Regions from separate parts of the Homo sapiens genome. Here region 1 is linked to region 2. A link is a loop called in an ENCODE intact Hi-C map of the cell type or tissue named here. Cell type or tissue: endothelial cell of umbilical vein. All regions are shown on one strand.

Evidence for each region. Hi-C counts contacts between places; a loop is a spot of excess contacts. Peaks named below come from ENCODE experiments on the same cell type or tissue, not always from the same donor. Only the 100,000 strongest peaks of a DNase experiment are listed, where the experiment ranks them.
Region 1: it touches region 2 in a loop (4-fold over the local background); 4 of 110 quality-filtered maps call a loop at or near these places.

The regions. Positions count from the first base shown.
Region 1 is chr13:106,375,028-106,377,527 of GRCh38, forward strand. LINC00460 (long intergenic non-protein coding RNA 460) reads left to right here and starts at 1,537. Exons shown (of 3, transcript NR_163477.1): 1 at 1,537-1,638; 2 at 1,840-2,057. RefSeq lists an enhancer at 1,075-2,274. In endothelial cell of umbilical vein, no CTCF peak of the experiment used is centred here; a DNase peak (open chromatin) is centred at 1,514; H3K27ac peaks cover 992 bases.
Region 2 is chr13:106,494,726-106,497,225 of GRCh38, forward strand. EFNB2 (ephrin B2) reads right to left here. Exons shown (of 5, transcript NM_004093.4): 3 at 1,023-1,115; 4 at 156-269. Among named protein-coding and RNA genes, the nearest start is that of EFNB2, 40 kb to the right of the region's middle. In endothelial cell of umbilical vein, no CTCF peak of the experiment used is centred here; a DNase peak (open chromatin) is centred at 1,506; H3K27ac peaks cover 1,683 bases.

The DNA of each region.
Region 1 (2,500 bases), 120 kb before region 2:
TCCCCAGCACCTCTTTGTGGCAGGGCAGGCCAGCTTTCCCAAAATGAGCTATGCGGGTGAGGCTTCTCCTTGGACTTTCCTCCTTCTTCTCCATTCTTCTTCCTTTCCAGCAGGCCGGACCCCAGCGCTCGCCTCTCCATGCCAGGACGCTATGTGCCTCGGTGAGTCCCTGTGCGCGCATAGCAGAGGCGCTCTCCCTTTCCACGGGGTACTGCTTTCCCTGGGAGACGCGAAGAGGAGAGGAGGGCCCGAGTTCAAGCAGGGAGGGAATTCAGAGAGCAGTCATTCACCAAGTCCCCTCCAGCCCCAGCCCTGTGAGCCAGTCCTGCGGGTCCTGCCTTTCGCTAAGAGATTCCCGATTCCGCTCCCTCCGGACGCAGGGAGGTTGAGCAGGGGACACGCAGCCTTCGCCCTTCCCAGTTTTCTCTGTGTGGCCTCTGTCTCTCTCTCTCTGTCTTCAGGAACCAACAAAAGGCAAATGAATTCATTAGGGAGACCAACACCCGCCATGTGCCTTTCTTTTTTTTTTTGAGATGGAGTCTCGCTCTTTCACCCAGCCTGGAGAGCAGTGGCGCGATCTCGGCTCACTGCAAGCTCCGCCTCCCGGGTTCACGCCATTCTCCTGCCTCGGCCTCCCGAGCAGCTGGGACTACAGGCGCCCGCTACCACACCTGACTAATTTTTTGTATTTTTAGTAGAGACAGGGTTTCACCGTGTTGGCCAGGATGGTCTCGATCTCCTGACCTCGTGATCCGCCCGCCTCGGCTTCCCAAAGTGCTGGGATTCCAAGCGTGAGCCACCGCGCCCAGCCATATTTGCCTTTCCTTTTTTGCTTTTTCAGATGGGGTCTCACTCTGTCAATCAGGCTGGAGTGCGGTGGCCCGATCTCAGCTCAGTGCAACCTCTGCCTCCCAGGTTCAAGCGATTCTCCTGTCTCAGTCTCCTGAGTAGCTGGAATAACAGGCATGAGCCACCAAACCCGGCTAATTTTTGTAGAGAGGGGTTTAGCCATGTTAGCCAGGCTGGTCTCGAACTCCTGGCCTCAAGTGATCCACCCACCTCCGTCTCCCAAAGTGCTGGGATTACAAATATGAGCCCCTGTGCCCGGCTGCATTTGCTTTTCTTTAAGGCCGTTATTTAGGACTCAAGAGAGGGACGTCAGGAGAAAAGGTGAGGGAATTGCGGGCGAGAGTGGAGAAGAGGGTAGGCAAGGTTTGGAGAAGTTGCTTTGTTCAACAGTCACCAGCCTAAGCAGCACATCAGTGCTTTCAAGTTAAAGGTAGGAAATGGAAGATAATGTATCCTGTTGAATCTATAGGGATAATTCAGAGATAATTAAAAATATAATGACCCAAATTGGGACTGAGGAAACACGTTGGCATTAACCTCCTTGCCCGGAGAGAAGGTGCCGGGAGAGCTCGCGGTAGGTTTGCCACTTATTTAAGACTCCATCTCCACTTGTTCCTAACCCACTGAGAAATCGGCTCATTATTGACTCAGAGGGATGAACGCCAGATCCTGACTCACCGGTAACCACTTCCTGCAGAAATCCTCCAGCCCTGTTAGAAATGCCTCAGCCAGGGGGACTCATCTCCTCAAACCTGGGGGACCGAGACCTATGAGAGGTCACAGCATGAGGTGACGGAAGTGCCATGTGCACAGGGTTGATTTGGTGGCTCTAATTCTTATAACATAAAAGCTTGCTTCTTAGCATAGTTCTTGCAGTGTTAATTTTAGAGACACATAACGGAGAGGAGTAGGGAAATAAAGACCTGTCTGGTCCTTCCCCACTTCCCTAATCCATCTGTCTCCCTTGCTATGTCTCTAAACCTTCTCCAGCCAGGACATCGGAGGTACCCAGACATTGTTATGAAACTCCGCATGTGCCCCTGGTGGACGCTGCTGGACCCAGCATGCACACTTCTCGGCTAAGAGTCACCCTGGATGAACCACCATTGCCAGCGGGGAGCATGTTGCAGCTTTCCCACGCAGTGGATGAGAACGAAGGTTACGACCATTGTGTGGGAGGCGTCTGTGTAGCAATTGCTGGAATCACTGTGAGTAGTCCGTGTCACATGTGTCTCCCCTGATCTCTCAACGTCTCTTCTTCCCTCTCCACTCCCACTGTCTAACTTTATTCCTCTTTTTTTTTCTACCCCTTTCCGGAGACAGTGTGGCATTGTAGAAAGACTGAGCGTGGGAAAGAAGACGCATTCTGAAGTCACCCCGATTTATGTTAAATTATCACCTTGACTACTGCTATAGAACGAATGTTTATGTCCCCCACCCAAATTCGTATGCTAAGACCTAATAGCCAATAAGATAGTATTAATAGATGGGGCCTTTGGGAGGTGAGTGGCTCATGAGGGCAGAGTCCTCAAAACCAGATAAGTGCCCGAATAAAAGGGGCCCCAGAGAGATCCCTTGCACCGTCTACCATGTGAAGTGTAGAACACAGCGAGAAGGCCACCTATGAGCCAGAACGTGGGCCCTCACCAGA
Region 2 (2,500 bases):
TAATAATGACTCACTGACAGCAAAGATTCCTGATCACTGTAACTTCCAGCTAATCCTAACTGGTTAGAAGTCTTTAGACTCTGCCCTACCTTTTAAGATACTACTAAGAATGTGGTACCCACAGACCTCCATACACACAGATCATGCTGTTATACCTGGATTTGGTTTTACAAAGGGACTTGTTGTCGAACTTCTTCCATTTGTACCAGCTTCTAGTTCTGGACGTCTTGTTGGATCTTTATTCCTGGTTGATCCAGCAGAACTTGCATCTATATGAAAAACAAATGATTAATTACGGCACAGACATCTGACAATATCTAGCTTTAGGAGCTGCATATATATTTCAACAGGCATGAATAGCAATGAACATAAGAGTCTTTATGCAAAGTACTGTGAAATACAAGAATATAATTTTTCTTTTAAAACAAAATGGTTATACTAGTTATTTCAGAGGTTTAGAACGTGAGGCCATCTGTGGAAACTATAGGGATTCTTGCATTTGGCAGGCAAAGCATTGCAGATGACATTTCAATTTAACTGAGCAAGTTGATTGACTACTATACCAATTTTTAATTAGAAGAATAATTATTTCTTTCTGCACAATAGGTTATCTATATTGGAAAAGTCACAATGAACAAAACTCTTCTGTAGTCAAGATTCAGAAATGAGCAAAACTGCACAAGCTTTTAGTTTTCATTCTGGATATTTTGATTTTGAACCAAAGTGTTTTGCTTTTTAAAAAGAAATATCTATCTATCTATCTATCTATCTATTATCTATCTATCTATCTATCTATCTATGGCAATAGACATTCTACCTTGCTGATCTTAACTCTTAGATCTCCAATAAAAGCTTAGTACATTGACTTGAGGAAATCTGTCAGTGGCTCAAAGTGCAGAAGGGTTTGCTTTGAAAACTAAAAAGAAGAGCGAATGAAGGTGGGCATCGGCAACATTAGCACCATACTAGCTGGGGGCTACACCAGGTCACAGTGGCGTCATGAAGCAGCAGATGGTCTTTACCTTGTCCAACTTTCATGAGGATCTTCATGGCTCTTGTCTGGCACACCCCTCCCTCCTGGTTATCCAGGCCCTCCAAAGACCCATTTGATGTAGCTGATTAAAAATAAAATGGACAAAACAAAAAAATAAAGAAAAATCAGGAAATCAATAAGCCAAGTTTACATGAACATGAAATGTCTGAAAACAATTTGAAAAATAAGAATTCACTCTTAGTCACAAGTTTTCTGAAAGTATGGGGATGCTGAAAGCCAAAAAGAAAAAGAAAAAGAAATAAAGAGAAATGGATATCGGAAACACTGCCGCACGTATGCTATCTGACTCCAAATTTATTTAGGCACTTTCTCCTTCCTTCACAAATGACTGATTTAATGTTAGTCTATAAATAAAAGGGATGGCATCCTTCAAAAAGTCTATGGACTCTTTTGGGGCCAAACTCAGAAGAGCAAAATAGTTAATGCAGCCATTTCCAAACGTGGTAATCATCCCCCCACACCTGCTTCCTCCACTGCAGATTTCCTGCTTCAAGAACAATTAGCTTGACGCTCTGTTTGTCAAGCATCCAAGTTCTGTAAACACTAGACCAGGAGCCTCCCACAACCCTTGTCTTCTTTTTTCAGCCTTATGCATGCTTAAGAAGTATACCAGAAATCAGGTCTTCAAAATCTCCCCTTTTTCCTCCATCGTTTTGTAAATCAGAAGAACATACGTGTTATTACTGCCAATGTCAACCTTAGTCAACCTCTTCAACCAAACTACCTGTTGCGGGAAAACTCTGGCTGAATAGAGGGTTCACACACATGCCCACCACTCATTCTGGGTCCTGTGGCAGCCCTGGAGAGAAAGTGGGGACTTTTACCAGCCACTTGCTGGTGTTCACCAACTGAATTCCCTCTCCACCTCAGCAGTGAGGAGTGGAAGGAAGGACAGAATCATTTTACCATTTTCAGCATTTTTTTTTTCAACAGCCTATGCTCTATTTAAACACATCCTTGTTCTGTCTCTTTAGACCAGCGAGGTCTCTGAATAGCTTTGTAACTCAAGCTGTAAAGAGATAGGCTGCCAGGTACTTTAATGAGAAACAGGCTTTGAATTACAGTTCAAGTTCCAGGAGAGAAAAGAAGGTGGAGAGTGCTAGACATTTTCATTCCCCTAAAGTTCAAGGGGCAAGGAACAAAAGTGTTTCATATACATTTCTGCAATTTAAATCCATTTTCTACCTGATTATCAAAGTCTTGGCTTGTAACACTGTACTTTGCAAGGGACTGAAAAAAGGATTGATTTTCTGGTAAAAATAAATCCCAAAGACATTCTTCTAATGGGATTGTTTGTTTTCCAAACAGTAGGTCAGCAAACAAGTTCTATATGCATTTATGGTAGAAATATGCATTCCACTGAAATTATATTAACTACAAAAATAAGGCACTTATTTACTTGTCTTTGTGGTCTTGAATTAACTTTACTTTCACTGTTTTCCTCAA